Linked DNA regions of Mus musculus: region 2 is linked to region 1. The links are chromatin loops, found by intact Hi-C in ENCODE. Cell type or tissue: left cerebral cortex. All regions are shown on one strand. Links, peaks and the distances in the headings refer to the core of each region. The heading gives the core; the rest is flanking DNA.

The links. Peaks named below come from ENCODE experiments on the same cell type or tissue, not always from the same donor. Only the 100,000 strongest peaks of a DNase experiment are listed, where the experiment ranks them.
Region 2: it touches region 1 in a loop (5-fold over the local background); 2 of 42 quality-filtered maps call a loop at or near these places.

What each region holds. Positions count from the first base shown.
Region 1 is chr12:24,971,472-24,979,798 of GRCm38, forward strand. It overlaps Kidins220 (kinase D-interacting substrate 220), which reads left to right and starts at 3,461. Exons shown (of 32, transcript NM_001081378.1): 1 at 3,461-3,591. Gm36236 (a long non-coding RNA gene) reads right to left here and starts at 4,126. Exons shown (of 2, transcript XR_381341.3): 1 at 3,888-4,126; 2 at 714-3,642. In left cerebral cortex, for the core only: CTCF peaks have their summits at 3,396 (motif pointing left) and 4,142 (motif pointing left); DNase peaks (open chromatin) are centred at 3,440, 3,898 and 4,107; H3K4me3 peaks cover 1,995 bases; H3K27ac peaks cover 1,297 bases.
Region 2 is chr12:24,597,452-24,605,778 of GRCm38, forward strand. Grhl1 (grainyhead like transcription factor 1) reads left to right here. Exons shown (of 16, transcript NM_001161406.1): 9 at 5,457-5,615. Among named protein-coding and RNA genes, the nearest start is that of Grhl1, 29 kb to the left of the region's middle. In left cerebral cortex, for the core only: CTCF peaks have their summits at 3,575 (motif pointing left) and 6,015 (motif pointing right); DNase peaks (open chromatin) are centred at 2,151, 3,581 and 6,022.

The DNA of each region.
Region 1 (8,327 bases), core at 198-8,197:
CAGGGAAGCTGGGGCTTGAAGCAGCTGGGCCATGTCCATCAGCAGCCAGAAAGCAGGGGGTGAGGGATGCTGGTATTCAGGTCTGTGTCACCCATGTCTAGGGCTTCCCAGCTCAACCTAATCTAGAAACTTCCTCATAGATACCCTCAAAGGTTGTCGCTTGGCTGACTCTAGATCCTGTTGATAGTTTAACTACCACAATCTCCAATACCACTCTTCGTTTCAACATTGTTTAGAGTATGAGTTGACCAATGAAGTTTATGCTTCATATCTCGATTAAGAAGCCAGAGAATCCTAAGTGGTAATAGAAAAGAAGCTGACACTTCAAATTTTTATGTGTTTGCCAAATTCTTGGTAACGAATACATATTCATCTTATTTGCTTCTTAAAAATACTTAACTTTCTAACTCCTCTGGGCTGGGGGAATGGGGTGCCATAAGAGAGAAGGAGTCAGATGCCCTGTAACTGAATTTATAGGCAGCTATTAGGCCACCAATGTGGGTGCTGGAACCAAACTCAGATTCTCTGCAAGAGCAGGTGCTATGAGCTATCTCTCCAGCTGTCCATATTTACTTTAAATCATAGAAGAGTAACACTGTAGCTGAGGCCGGCCTTAAATTGACAGCAATCCTCCTGCCTCAGTCTCCCCTATGCAGTGGAATTATAAGTATGATCTATCATACCAGCCAAGAAAGAACCATTTTAGAGCAACATAGTGTATAAAACATGTTGAGATTTCTGTGGAAAATATGCTAGACAATGAAACTGAAGCCACAGAGAAAGATTAGACCGTTGAAGTCATCAGGCCAGGTGCTGATGCTATGGAAAAAGGACCCGAGGGCGATCAAATTACAGCCTTGTTGGAGAGAGTGGCAAGGAGTGGAAAGATAATGCCTATTTTTCCTTCTCCATAAAAACACATGACAAGAAGGTAAGCCAGACTCTCAAAGCCGCTGATTCAGAGTCTTGGGTTGTTGAGTGATTCCAGAATCAACCCCACTGGGTGTGTCTCTTGGAAAGATCTAGGCAGGCTACATGAACCAGAGAAAGACCAGAGAGCAAGGGAAGAGGCATGTCTTTGAGACAAAACTGAGGAGGAAACCTTAGTTCTGCAGTAGTTCGATTGCAAGACTGGGTATGAGGGTCCATAGCGTGGAAGGGACCAGGGGCTGGCAAATCCTTGTTATCAAAATGAAACTTTCCCCTGAATCAGAGTAACCGTTCAGAGGCAGGAGGTAGAGGATAGAAACGTGTAGATTAACCCTGCTTCACCTAGGACTGCCCTGCAAACACTGCCTTCTTATCTCTCCCAATCCCCACAACATTTTGAATGCTTCTAAAAATCACTTTTATAAAATGTTATCTAGTCATTCTTAAATAATTAAAAAATTTATTTTATGGAAGGAATGCCTTATCCCTATAATTAAAAGGAAAAGGTCTGAGAGTTTTACCCCAATTCCTGTTCAGACCTGTCTGGTCCATGGCAGGGCAGGGGCTGGCTTTATAATTGTTGGAATGTGTTCCCAGCCTCCCTTGCCTCTCCTCACTGAGCCCACTCTGCATCCTGGTACCCTAACCTGCAGTTCCTAACCACAGTGCTTTCCAGATCAGCCCTAGGGAAGAATGGTGTGCTCCCTGAATGTCTGCAGGGATTTGGTTTCAATGATGGGAAGAAAGGTAGGTCGCCGAGCTGGGCTTGTGTCTGAGACCAAAGGCAATCAGTGGGATGTGCTTGCCCCTCATTCTGGTTTCCCCGCTGGAGGCAGAGAGCTCTGTGTAGGAAAGCATGAGCCTGGTCCTGTCTAAAGCCAGCTTCCTGGCTTGTGGAAGTCATCCCATTAATCTACTTGTCCCTCTGCACAAGTTAAAGGTACATGAAGGAGGGTCTGGGAGACTTGCATGAGAAATGAGTTGGAAGGCTAGGGCCAGGAACCTTCAGCCAATCTTTCTCAAATGTGAGCTGAGCCCCTGGGGGTAGCCCCCAAGGGCACAGGAACTACATTTCTGCAGCTATTTCTCTTCAGTGAGATCTTTTCAGTGACCTCTCTCACCCCTTGATAACATTCTCCCTCCCCTTCCCTCCCTTCTCTCCTTCCTTCCTCTTCTTCATCTTCTTCTTCTTCCTCCTCCTCTTGAGACAGGGTTTCACTATGCAGCCAGCCTCTAACTCACAGAGATTCCCCCTGCCTCTGCTTCTGAGTGCTGAGGGCAAAGGTGTGTACCACGAAGCCCAGTGTGTCTATTAGCAGAAAATACTGGCCAGTTTGCCCTGGCAGGGTTTGAAGGGGAAGGCAGGCAGAACAGGGCAAGGTCTGTGAGGGCACGCCTTCCAAGAGCCTCACTCCCAGGTGCTGTGGGGAACGGGCTCCACGGATGGGGGGGGCAGTACTGAAGAGTTTAACTGAGAAGTGCTTAGTGTCCTGACAGATAAGAAGAGTTCTGGGTAGGGAGAGGAGTTGAGAGAGTCGGCAGCCCATGGGGGAGTAAAAGGTTTAAAATAGATCTGAGTGATTAACACAGGAACTGCTTAGACAGTATGGGGTGATATGTGAGATAACTTTCCACTTCCTGTGGGGGTCCCACTCACTTCCGGAGATGGATCAGGAGGGAGCCTATAATATCGGCCATATTGGGGATGAGACTGACCGTGGGCAGAACTCTGGAACTCTGAATTAATTAAGGTAGGTGGAACCTGGGAAGGAGTACCATGCCTGGAAGAAGACTAGGAAATGGGTGTCAGGAGGCCCTTTGAAGGGAATATTGCCAGGATGGGGTTGCTGATGGTGGTCAGGGATCAGTTAATAGCATTTGGTGATACTTCTGCAGAGGTGGGAAGAGCAAAGTCTGGAAGGGCCTTGGGGGGTTGGGGCGGGGGGTCCTCAGCTGGAAGGAGGCAGTATGGACGTCTGCGGAGGCAGTGCATTCTTCCGATGATGGAGAAGGCAGATTTCGGACTTCTGGACCCTGGAAGGAGGAACTAAGCGACTTTCATTTGCAAAGTGGGCAATGGCTTCCAAAGTTGTAATTGTTGTTTATTTCTCTGAATTATTGCTTATAATGCCAGGTACGGGTTATAAATTAACTTTCAAAAGCGCGAATGACAGGGAAAAATATTGCCTGGGGCACCTGTGAAAAATACACTAATTTAGCTGGGTCAGCTGGGAGGTGGAGGCAGGAGGATCGGGAGCGTAAAGGTCATTCTTGGCTACATAGCAAGTTTGAAGCCTGCTTGGGCGACTTTGACTCTGTATCAAAACCAACCCAACCCAACCCAACCTAACCCAACCCAAACCATCTGAAGCCAAACCAGGCAAAGAAGCAATGTTTCCATTCCTTTAAAATAGAGGGAAGGGCGTCCAAGCCACTTCAGCACCTGCAACTCCTCCCACACTGCCCCCTCCAGGAGGCGTGGCCACAAGGAGCACCGCCCACCACACGACCACGTGACCTGTCAGTTCCTGACTCCTAGGAAGATGGCCGCCGGGCGTGGTGCGGGCATAGCTGTGTGCTCTTGGCGTCTTGTCCTCTGACAAGGTCTGCGGCGCTGTTCTGCAGAGCTGAGGGCGCCGTCTTCGGCCAGGCCGTGACACGGTCAGTGCGGAGGCGGAGAGGTCGGGTGAGGCAGAGCGACAGTGTCCGAGGCTGGGGGAGGGGGGAGGGGAAAGGGAGACGAGTCTGTCGGTGGCACCGGAGAGGGGGAGGGGGCCGGGATCGGAGGCTGGGTGCGGGGCGTCCGGGCGTCGGGCGAGGTCGGTGCAGCCAAGCGCGGAAGGCAGGCGCTCCGGTGCGGCGTTCTCCCGTGGGCACTGACTCCAGGCCCAGGCCGCTTTCCTTGTTGTCACACCCATCACTTAGTGAGTCCCGCAGCCGGTGCCCCTGAGCCTTACCTTCTTGGTTGCTTTGCTTTCCAGGGAGGAGAAGTTGTTTTCTTCTGTGCTAAATTGCCGAACCCACTGCCCCCATTGTCCTGTGCAGGCTTTTAAACGCCTTGCAAGATGCCCGCAAGCCCCCGAATAGAACGCGTCCATGTTTGCTTTGTGGGGATTTGTATACATTTTTTTTCCCTAGGTTGTCTTCACGTTTAAACCATTTTAGACCATTTTCTCATTAATAACTGTTTGTGGAGCTCTCTGCCCCCTAGAGGTGCTTGCTAAAAATGCACCGGTTTTGCTTTTCAGAGCTTCCCATTTCTTGGTGTGGGGTGTGGCTGAGGAAAAACCTCTTGGAGGTGATTCTGATGGGTTAGTCCCCCGCTCTCTTTTTGACGCTACGAAAAAACAAAGCGTCTACAGTAAAAGGAAAAGACACATAATCTATTTTTAAGGGCAGTTGGGTGTCTGGTTCAGAGCCAAGACTGGAAATGCTGTGGCAAGGTGCGTTCTTTGTTCTCAAGCTTTACAACGACAGTCAGTCAACTTGATCAGACCGACTTGGGGGTCCTTGTTAAAAATTTGTTTCTGAGCTTCACCACAGGCCTGCAAAAATGGGACTATTTGGGTCAGGAGACAAATAATTGCACACCAGTTTGAGAATCCTTTTAAACACTCTGAGAATGGTTTCCAGATTTATCTTTGGCATCTCGTTTCCATAAATTCTTTTCTCTTTTTCATTTTTTTCTACCTTCCCTCCTTCCCTCCCTCCCTCCCTCCCTCCCTCCCTCCTTTTTCTCCTCCTCCTTCATCCCCCTCTTCTCCTTTTTTTCCTCTCCCTCCCTGGTCTTCTTAATATGTAGCCCTGGTCTGCTTGGAACTGATAGAGATCAGCCTGCTTCTGCCTCCCAGGCCCCTGTGCCACTACATCATTCTCTAGTTATCAGCTCTTTAAGGGTATCCCCACAGCCCCAATCAATTCTAAGGTGGCTGGTTGGAAGGGGCACACATATGTAACGAAATGCCTGCTGCCTTCTTTCCTAGACTTTCCCATTTCCTCCCACCTCTCCTCTTTTCTTTCCCTTCCATCCCTGCACGCATGGGTGCTCTTTCTCTGGTGTTCATGACAACAACACTAACATTGTTTTTCTTTCCCAGTCACATGGTCGTTTATTATTTTCCTTATCTCTGGATATTTTGTTCTGTCCAAAATTCAAACTTTGGGAATTCTATTTGGTTAAACGTAATGTCTTGCATTTCTTTTCCACTTTAATTGCCTGATTCCTTTCCTGTAGGCTGTCTGTTTTGGTCCCTAACTTGTGCCTAGAGTTCTGATTCTTTTTTTTTTTTTTTAAGTCTATATTGTGTATGCATGCACTGCTAAATTATATTTTTCTATATATGATCCCGTGTGAGCCTGCCATCCCCTTTTCCAGCTTTTGTTGAAGAATGTCAGTTTTATTTTTCTTCACTGAATTCCTGAATGTTTGGAAGGCACAAGCAGAAACCTTGGGGAAAGGAGGCTTCTGGGGTTGAGGAGAGGTCAGAATCCTGGGTAGCTTGATGACCTGTGTCTCAGGGGCCACACTGAGGCCGCACTGACGAAGAGACTTTCTCTGTTCATAGCTGTAAGCTCACTCTCTGATGATTGTGGTTTTACTTACACAGCATCAATCGTGGCCTGGACAGTTGTGTTTTTAAAGATGCATTTATTGCATTTACATGAGTACACTGTCACTCTCTTCAGACACACCAGGAGAGGACACCAGATACCATTACAATAGTTGTGAGCCACCATGTGGTTGCTGGGAATTGAACTCAGGACCTCTGGAAGAGCAGCCAGTTAGTGTTCTTAACCACCGAGCCATCTCTCCAGCCCTGACCTGGACAGTTTTAATTCCAATTCTGGACTGGCCCAGCTTATCTTTTGAGTGTCACATGTACAGATTGTTGTTATAGCCTTGTGTGCGGCTTATGGTAGAGAGTATGCTGTTGAGGGTGAAGGGCCCTCTCTGTGGACAAAGACACCCAAAAGAGGCTTCCTTATGTGTCTATGTCGTTACTGAACTTGACCATTCCCTCATGAGATCCTTCTTGTTCTAGGCCTGTAATGGGTTCTGAAGACATAACCGTGGAGACAGACTGTAAGCTTAAAGAGACACATATCTAAGCCATTGTGGACGTTGAAGCCATAGCTGTCACTTGTATGCAGGATATGTTTTGGATTATTGGGAGTATAAATGCTGGCATTCCAGGTTGATGAACATGGGCAAACTCATGATTCTACCAACACTGGGTTGGTTCTACCTTATGGTACTACCAGGCACTTCTCCAGCTGTTAGAAACTGAGTGGTGAACAGAGCCCTGATTCTTACTGAACTCTTTGGTGGAGTAGGGAAAGCAGGCTAAATAAGTAACTGGTACGTGGAGTCATGCTAAACACTATCCTGAAGAAAGCTAGTTATGGAATGGTGGTAGTAGTGGGAAGCAAGAGCTGTTTTATATGTAGAGGCTGGGGATGCTCTGGTCAGGTAACGTTTGTATGGAAACACAAGATGGCTTGAATAAAGTGAAGTGGAGACTGGTAGGAGATGAACCTAGGAGAAGGAGCAGTTTAAGCAAAACTAGAGCTAGGAGTGCCATGCCATGCAAGAATATGACACTGGCTTTTATTTTTTTATTATTTTCTTTAAATACATTTCAAATGCTATCTGGAAAGTTCCCTATACCCTCCCCCTGCCCTGCTCCCCTACCTACCCACTCCCACTTCTTGGCCCTGGTGTTCCCTTGTATTGGGGCATATAGAGTTTCCAAGACCAAGGGGCCTCTCTTACCAATGATGGCCGACTAGGCCATCTTCTGATACATATGCAGCTAGAGACACGAGCTCTGGGGGTACTGGTTAGTTCACACTGTTGTTCCACCTATAGGGTTGCAGACCCCTTTAGCTCCTTGGGTACTTTCTCTAGCTCCTCCATCGGGGGCCCTGTGTTCCATCCAATAGCTGACTATGAGCACCCACTTCTGTGTTTGCCAGGCACTGGCATAGCCTCACAAGAGACAGCTATATCAGGGTCCTTTCAGCAAAAAAAAAAAAAAAAAAAAAAAAAAAAAAAAAATTCCACCAGAGAACTCCTAAACCTGATAAACAGCTTCAGTGAAGTAGCTGGATATAAAATTAACTCAAACAAGTCAATGGCCTTTCTCTACACAAAGGATAAACAGGCTGAGAAAGAAATTAGGGAAACAACACCCTTCACAATAGTCACAAATAATATAAAATACCTTGGCATGACTCTAAGGAAGTGAAAGATCTGTATGATAAGAACTTCAAGTCTCTGAAGAAAGTAATCAAAGAAGATCTCAAAAGATGGATCTCCCATGCTCATGGATTGGCAGGATTAATATAGTAAAAGTGGCTATCTTGCCAAAAGCAATCTACAGATTCAATGCAATCCCCATCAAAATTCCAACTCAATTCTTCAACGAATTAGAAAGAGCAATCTGCAAATGATAGCAAAAACTCTTCTCAATGATAAAAGAACCTCTGGTGGAATCACCATGCCTGACCTAAAGCTGTACACAGAGCAATTGTGATAAAAACTGCATGGTACTGGTATAGCGACAGACAGGTAGACCAATGGAATAGAATTGAAGACCCAGAAATGAACCCATACACCTATGGTCACTTGATCTTTGACAAGGGAGCTAAAACCATCCAGTGGAAAAAAGACAGCATTTTCAACAAATGGTGCTGGCACAACTGGCAGTTATCATGTAGAAGAATGTGAATTGATCCATTCCTATCTCCTTGTACTAAGGTCAAGTTTAAGTGGATCAAGGAACTCCACATAAAACCAGAGACAGTGAAACTTATAGAGGAGAAAGTGGGGGAAAAGCCTGGAAGATATGGGCACAGGGGAAAATTCCTGAACAGAACAGCAGTGGCTCCTGTTAGCATTTTGAGTAGTTGTAATGCTGCTTATGTGGTTTTTAGACCCCTCCTTTCATATAGCACAAGCATTTTCAGTCAGTACAGTTTTTTTTTAAACATTTGATGACAGTCTATCAATCCCCTGTGCGTATTTGTCCCCAGTTTGTCCTATGTTTAAAATATGTATGCCTGAGTTTGTGTATACCATTTGCATGTAGGTACGCTGGGAAGCAGGCTCCCCTGGAACTAGAGTTGTAAGTGAAAGCGAGCAGGGAATTGGACCCAGGTCCTCTGAAGAGCAGTAAGTGCTCTTCCTCCTCCTCAGACTGTGCTCTTGTGGATCTTTGTCCACGGTTTTCCTGCTGCTAGAATTGCTTCCTGGGTGGGAAAGTATTGGATCACCTAACTTTTTTAAAAATAAAGCACATTGGTATAATTAATCTATATGTTATAGAATGTACCTTTGGGCTATGGTTTTGAATTTTGACAGGTCCATGTGATTATGTAACACCAGCACAGTCAAG
Region 2 (8,327 bases), core at 299-8,298, 370 kb before region 1:
CTAAATTCCTTTATGTGTATGGCTGTCTTGCCACTTCCTTAAGCGTAGAGACAGCTAGGGTTGATCTTTTCCTTCAGTTCTCCCTCAGCCCTTTGAGTATAGCTAGACTGACAGAGAGTTGGCGTGGCTCCACGACTCTGCGATACCTCTCAAGCCCAGACTGGATAGCTTATTGAAAGTGGAAATGTTGACCTATGAAAGCACACACTCTATGTCTTCTCTTTTATTAAAAACATATGCAAGGGCTGGGACTGTAGCTCAATGGTAAAACCCTTCACTCTTGTGCAGAAGGCTCTGGGTTGAATCCCCAAATAAGTGAAAAAACAAAAACCCCAAACCAACATATTTTGCCTGGGCAGTGGTGTTGCACACCTCTAATGCCAGCACTTGGGAGGCAGATGCATCTCTGAGATGGAAACCAACCTGATCTACAGAGTGAGTTCCGGGACAGCCAAGGCTACACAGAAAGTCCCTATCTAAACAAACAACAGATCAAAACAAAAACAAACTACTTACGTCTCCCAGAGGTGACTGAGGTGTGATCTCAAAAGGTCACGTACCATACAGCAGAGTCGCAACTAGAGCACGTGGGGTTCACACCGAGCTGTTAATCCTGAGAAAATTTCTTAACAACTTTGAGTACCTGAGGACGGATATGACCTCATGGAATAGCAGGATCTGTGGATAGTGGATATTCCTACTTCATAGGTCAGTGCCTGTGCAAAATGCTTTTTCAATTAAAAATTCATGCAAGAGGGGCTGAACTCTTCACGGGAGAAACCCCGTGTTAAGACAGGTTTTATAATCTTCAAGCTTTGAAGCTGAAGGAGACCTTTGGTGCACTGAAGCGTGCTGGCATGTAGGAGACCAGTCCCTTTACAGGGTAGCATCATCCTGGTTGGGCATGTGAGCACCAACTGGAACACCTGAAGATGGTTTTGGTGTCTGAACCACCCAAGCTGAGGTGTCCCAAATCCCCAGCCACATGGCCTGTCACTGTGGGTTTGGGGACATGAGCGGTCCGACATGGCTGTGGCGTAAAGCAGTGTTGGAGAGAGAGGCTCCCAGGGCTTTTGTGGACAGTGGGGAGGAGGAAGGAGGCAAGAGTGCTCTGTCTAGCAAGTCCCCAGGCCACGTTGAATGAGGTTACATCCTTTAAAGGAACAGTATTTATAGGAAGTAGACTGGTAAATGTATGTATGTTTATGTATTTCTGTGTGTGTGTGTGTGTGTGTGTGTGTGTGTGTGTGTTTATGTGTACATGTGTGCTCATGTGTGTGGAAGCCAGAGGTTGATACTGGGCTTCGCCCTCTATCACTTTCCACCATAAATCTTGACACAGTCTCTCCCTGAATCTGGAGCTCACCAACTCTCATCTCGGTTGGTAAGGATGGGCAAACTCCAAGTATCCCCTTGGCTCTGCGTCCTCAGCACTGGGCTTACAGTCCACGATGTCACGCCCAGGTTTTAGTTGTGAACCAAATTCAGGTTTTCCTGAGTGCTGCTAGGCTGGTACCTGAATTACTCAAATCATTTTATCTGCAGTAATGGCAGTAAGGTTTGGGGCTCACCCTCCTCATCCACTGTGGACAGAGACTATCACAGGGGGCAAGAGCTCTTCTGCCTTGGCTGGTCATGTGACAGCAGGGTCCCAGGTTACAGTGCTAGTTACTGGGCAGAGCTGTGGAACACTTGGTTGCTTTGATTTTCGGATCAAATCTGCCTCTGTCGAGCACCTTACCCTGCCCAGAAGAAAGGAGAGGGTAGGGGAGAAGCTGCCCTTCTTGCTAGCCTTTGGTGAATGCCTAAACTAGCATGGGTACCACTTGGCTTAGCCCAGGATGCCCATGACGGTCCAGTGTATTCTTCCACGATGCTACTGCGTGAGCTGTCGTAAGAGCCATGCTGCTTTCTTGGAGGTCTTTGCTGTCCTTCACACCGTGTGCATCTGTTCCCTTGGCCCCACTCACTGGTGTGTCTGTGTCCATCTGATGGAGGAGGCCCAGTTAGGAGGAGTCAGCCTTCCTGATAACTTCTGAAGCCTTCTAAGTTGGGAAGCCCTTTCATAATGAGAAAGCAGATGCTTCCGAATGAGGCATGGAGCGAGGGTGTGAGGCAGCACTCCCCTCAGGCGCTGCACTCAGGCTGATCCTGGCATCTGCTCCTGCTTTGAGCCCGACTTGAAGCGGGGGATCAAGGGGAGGGCAGATTTGGGTTGGATTACTGTGAAATCCTCTTGCCAGGGGAATGGCTCTTTGGGTCAGAGACTTCCTGGAATTGGTGAGCTAGAGTGTACTTTCCCAGGCAGCCATTTTTGAGTTGGGAATTGTGCCACGTGGCCCAGAATGACAGAGGCTTAGATTTTCCATCTGACCGGAAGGTAAAATGTACAGTGGTTTAGTAAATGACTTCTAATGCTTACAAAGTTCTTTTAAAACTTGTTTTCTTATTAGTTTTATTTTTCCCCTTTCAGAGTTCTCTGTCTCTCGTGTGTGTGTGTGTGTGTGTGTGTGTGTGTGTGTATGTCACAGCATGTTTGTGGAGGTCAGAGGTCTCACCTTTCACTGTGTGACCCAGGTCACCAAGCCTAGTGAGGCCCTCTCTTCACCTGACGAACCATCTCAATGGCCCCTGTTCTATAGACTGTCTGCTGTCTCTCACGTGCATATTTTCAGATTAATATAAAACATTCTTTTAAATATGTACAAGAAGGCATCAAGTCAAAGCACAGATCTTTCTGCAAAGCAGTTCAGAAATCCCGTGAGCCACTTCCTGCTTGCGTATCTAGACTTAAGTCTTTTTTTAAAAAAAAATGAAAGCAGGGGCCGGGAAAGTGACTCAGTCAGTAAATGCTTGCCTTGCAAGAACGAGTACCTGAGTTTGGCCTCCTGCACCCATGGAAAAAGCTGGGTGTGGTTGTGTGCCTTTGTCATCCCAGTGCTGGGGAAGCAGAAACGAGAGGTGCCTGGCCTTCCCTGGCCATCCTGTCTAGCCTAATTGCTGAGCTTCAGGCCGATGGAAGTCCTGTCTGAAAGGTACTCGATGGTATTTCAAAGGATAACACCTGAGATGTACACACACACACACACACACACACACACACACACAGGCGCGCGCGCGCGTTAAAAAATAATTATTTATTTATGTTATGTATATGAGTACACTGTCTTCAGACATACCAGAAGAGGTCATTGGATCCCGTTGTGAGCCACCATGTGGTTGCTGGGAATTGAACTCAGGACCTCTGGAAGAGCAGTGAGTGTTCTTAACCACTGAGCCATCTCTCCAGCCCTCTTTTTTTTTTTTTAAAGTCAAGTAATTTTGTTTATTTACTGGAAATGATTAGGAAAGTATTTAGAAGCAAGATACCACAGTGCCTGGGTGTGAACAGTCTAGAGAAAGGGGCACACCTGGGCACCCTCCATCCAGATCTCCAATCAGAGGATACAGTCTGTGGGATAGGGTGGTTATGGAAGTGAGCGATTGCTTCACCGTGGTTGGAAAGCCCTGAATGAGCTCCTCCTGCCTGGGGCAGCCCTAGCAGTTCTGGAGCTTCAAATGTGGAAATAGTGCCCTCTTCTGGAAGACATAGGGATAGCTCGGTAGCGCGTACCAACCGAGCCCAGCCTGGTCCCATTCCGGAGCACGTGTGTGGCATCTGCCTGAGCCTGTCTGAAGAGACAAGCTTTACATGGAGGACAGGATCCGATGGGACCCTTGCAGACCTGGGGAGGACCTGAGCAGATCAGTAAAGAAGCTGGCAGGGTCAGATCAGCAGAGAGGGGACCCACAGTGCCTAGGGATGGTGAGAAAGATCTGGGGAGAGTTGGTGAGAGAATAAGATAGGGGTGATCTTCAGATCTGTAATTGGACATTTCCCTGTCTATTTAGGATGTCCGGTCTTTCTCCGCTTACACGAGTATGTACCCATATAGCCTAGAACTGGCTCTTTGTTACAGTCGGGCTAATTCTCTCTCTGTCCAGCTTCTCTTCCATTCGATCCCCCCGTAGAGCCACACAGGCCCCACCACATACCCATTTACAACCAAGGGCTGATGCTCTTGACTGGTGGGGCCTGGTCATTGGAAGGAGTCCTGGTCATTGGATACAAGGGTCTTGAATCTCTGAAACTCCCCATTTAAAAAACAAAAACCTGATTCACATACTATTTACTGTATGGTGTCCATACATAAATTCCAGGCCCACAGTGGCCTGGGAAATCAAAAGCACTGAGCATGCTAGACATCTTCAAGCACAGAACCATGAAAGTGGGGCGTGGAGCGTGTTCACCAACCACACAAGCTGCACCGTCTGCACTGAGTAACAGTTTGCTGTGTCGCACCTACTGGGTGTCTCCATTTGCTTAACCCTTAGAGGAAGCCCACTAGACAGTGAACATGGGGTGACTGAACATATGGGAGACAGGACAGGGGGTGGGGCTAGGTGGGCCACCCTCCAGCCTCCTCTTCAAAAAAGAGAATCTCGTCTGTGGCTCAAGGGCCACCGACCCCGCTGGGCTTAGTGACATAGTCTATAAAAATTGTCTGTGTGGGTCAGTGGTCCTTCAGATGTTGGTGAAAGGAAACAAACAGGTACCTCAGTACCTGTCCGCTGCTCTCTGGGGTGCCCTGTGACTGCCTGGTGGAAGTGTGGCCACTGATGGCCTACTCAGTTACTGTCTTCTCCCTTCTATAAAGGCTTCCCAACCCAGCACATTGTCTTCATGGCTTCTATATGTTTCAACCACATCTCTGTGGCGTCTCCTTCAGTGAGGAATGTGGTAGTGTTTTGTGACTGTTCAGTAGGTCAGCATAATAATTAAAGCCTGTGAAAAACTTTGCCAAGTGCAGTGGCTACCCAAACATGTGGTGAATCCAGATTACAGTTAAATTATGAAAGGCTACCCAGAAAAAAATGTCTTAGACATCACTGGAATTAAATTATTCTCTGAGGACTTGGCCCAATGTGATTCTATAACCAGATACCTCCAAGAGAGAGAAATGAAGGCATTTTAGTATAAGTGGGCTGTACTGCAAGGGAACTCTGCTGGAATTTTATAGTCAAGCTATAGATTAGGAGACACCAGCTTTTGTTTTAAAAGTACACAGGCTGCTACAGACTATCCTAAAAGGTGACACCAGAGGTACAGGTAGTTCCAGAGTTGTCCCCAGCAGCCAAGAGACATTTTACGGTGTCCCAGGAAAATGACACCAGCCATGACAGCCACATTGTCCACTGTCCTGGCTGATACCCAAGAGCCACCCTGAGAGTAAACAGAGCTTGCATGCTCCTTCTCCTGCTGCACACCTGTACTCACTGCTCTCTAGAAGAGTCCTTCGCTGCCTCTAAATGGCGGCTTTCAGGAGAGTCTCAAGTGTCTGTCATGTCAGCATTTGCAAGGCCGGGCCTGGCCAGCTGCTGGAGTTGCCCCTCACGGAGCCTTCTCTTCTTCACAGGTCTTCATCTCTGTGAACTGCTTGAGCACAGATTTCTCTTCTCAGAAGGGTGTGAAGGGCTTGCCACTCAACATTCAAATCGACACATACAGCTATAACAACCGCAGCAACAAGCCGGTTCACCGGGCCTACTGCCAGATAAAGGTCTTCTGCGACAAGGTGAGAGAGCAGCGGGCTCAGGGAAGAGCACGTGAGGTGGGCTCATCCTTGCACAGAGAGCAGCTAACCTCTCGTGGGTGCTTACTGTCTTACCCTTGTGGGAAGAGCAGCACTGTAGAAGGAACGGGAAACACTGAACTAAAAACAACTGAGAAGGTTCTTTTTGGTGGTTGTGTCTGGTAAAGTAAAGGATGTGGCCCCGGTCCTGGGCCCAGATCAAGAACTACTGTATTGATCACCCTCCACCTGACTCTCTGCCCTGAAGGCTCTTTGGCAGGCCATCTCCCAAATTTCTATGTTGCAGCTCCTTCTTCCTGGGAAACACACTTTTGCCAGGTGCAGAGCCAAGGTTTCCCTGTCAAGTCCTGGAGACTCTGGTAGGGCTGTTGTATCTGACCACTGGAGGGCGCCTGGAACCTTCCAGGTCAGAGAGCTTTCTCAACAGCCTGTCAGATTGAATACATCTGCAGGCCAGGGTCTCCACCTGTTACAGATTTTCACAATTTTTTAAATGAGTTTTTTTAAAAGATGTATTTACTTATTTTTATGTATATGAGTACACTGTAGCTGTACAGATGGTTGTGAGCCTTCATGTGGTTGCGGGAATTGAATTTAGGACCTCTGCTCATCCTGGTCGGCCCTGTTCTCTCCGGTCAACCCCACTTGCTCCGGCCCAAAGATGTATTTATTATTATTAATAAGTACACTGTAGCTGCTTCAGACACACCAAAAGAGGGAGTCAGATCTCATTACGGATGGTTGTGAGCCACCATGTGGTTGCTGGGACTTGAACTCAGGACCTTCGGAAGAGCAGTCAGTGCTCTTAACCACTGAGCTATCTCCCAGCCCAAATTTTCACAAATTCAGTGGTTTAAAGCTCAGAGTCACTGGGCCAACATTGAAGTTGTGTGCAGCATTCCTTTCAAGACTGTCTTCTCTGCATCTTTAGACCGCCTCTGATTGTTCCACCTCCTGGTCCCTTGTAATCACCTCCAGCCTTCCCTCCCCCTTGCCATGTAACCTGCCCCTTCTCCAGCCCCAGGATCAGGTGTGGGGATTACTGGAACCCAGGTGCTTCCTGTGGCCCGCACTTGGAAACCGTGAGTCACAACTTGTGGGCACCGGTACCTCTGACCTAGGCCAGTCTCTTCCCATCTGACCACATTCCTCTGGAGCCCAAGAAACCCTGACGATCCAGGCATGTGGCACCAGCTCCTGAAAGGCCAAGAGAATCAGGAGATGGAGGCCTGCCTGGGCTATACACAGAGACCTGTCTCAAAGCCAAAGCAGAAACACCATAGAAGGAGCTATCAGAACGTCTGTGCTCTTTTTATAACACTAGAGAAATTGCAGCTTTATTCAAACATTTTCCCCACATGTGATGTTTCGGTTACATCTTTCCTGACTAATAATGTCCCTGCGCACCCTTGAGAATCCGGGCCCTCATTTTCTGAGTACCCTGAAGGCTTTTCATAAGCCCTGGGCTCTTTGCTGCCCACCTGCATCCCTGACTCTGGTTGGCCGGCTTGCCACGCTCTGCCTTTCGGGCACCTTCTCCTGGCTCTCACGACTCACTTTGTGAGGCTGGTCTCAACTTGTAGTCAGAAACCTGAGGTAAGGCACTTTGGAGTCTCCTTTGGTGTACCTACAGTATTCTTCTTTCCAAAGGAAGTTGCTCTTTGTTGTCTCTTTGTCATGAGCTGCTTAACTGCTAATGCCATTTGATAAATGACAGCGTTTCCTCTTTCAGGAGCGGTAGCCCCTCAGCACATTCTTAGAGAAAATGAGGGCAGCGTTTGAATTTCTAAAGTTGGAGCTTGGGTGGCTGCTTTTCCAGAAGCTTGTATGTCTCCCTGGCCCATTCCTTGCCACTTGTCGTTCATGCCCATTATACAGGCAAGACTGACCTTGAACTCCAGGGCCTCCTGTCTGTTTCCCTGAGCTTAATTAAGACCTCTGCTGCCATCTCATTCACTCCCCACAGAAGTCAGTCTCCCTGAGGGTCACAGTCCTCTTAGCCCTGACAGGCTGCGGGGCCTTTAGGCTAATGTTTGGGGACAAGCCCCGCTGTGACTGAGCACATTCCCAGTAGGTGATGGTGAGAGAGAGAGATCCGAAGAGCTTATGGTCAGATGTCCCCCGCACTGTTCCAGCACTTTCTTTAACATCGTGCAGTATCTGTGAACTAGGACTGAATCCTTCAGCTTTTCTGCATGCGAGGTGTCTCACCTTAGGCTCCTGTGCTGGTGTAAGGTCCGGCGGTCCGTTCACGGATGCTGCACGGACTTGGAGCTGGTACTGCTGACGAGGCTGCAGCCACCCAGGTCTCTTCTGTGCGTAAGATCTCCCTGTCTGTAACTCTTTCCAAGGTTTTTCTCTTCCACTGCTGCTAAGAGTTGAATCTGAGGAGGCTCCACGTTCTTGAGTTCTCTGAGCGTTTATGTGTTTATGGCTGTCATTGGGTTTGGAACATGTCTGCCTGTTGTTTCTTCAGACATGCCTACTCCTTCCCCTTGGGTTCTCCAGTTGTACCCGTGATGCTTTGAGTTTCACCCATGGCCTATCGTTATTGTTGTGGTTTGATTTTTTCTTACCTCATTTCAGGTAGTTTCTTCCATTGTCCTGGGTTTACTGACCTGTGGCCGTCCACTGGTGAGCTGAGCTCCGTCCATTGGTGCTTGCATCTCTGACATGGCAGTTTCCATCCCTAAA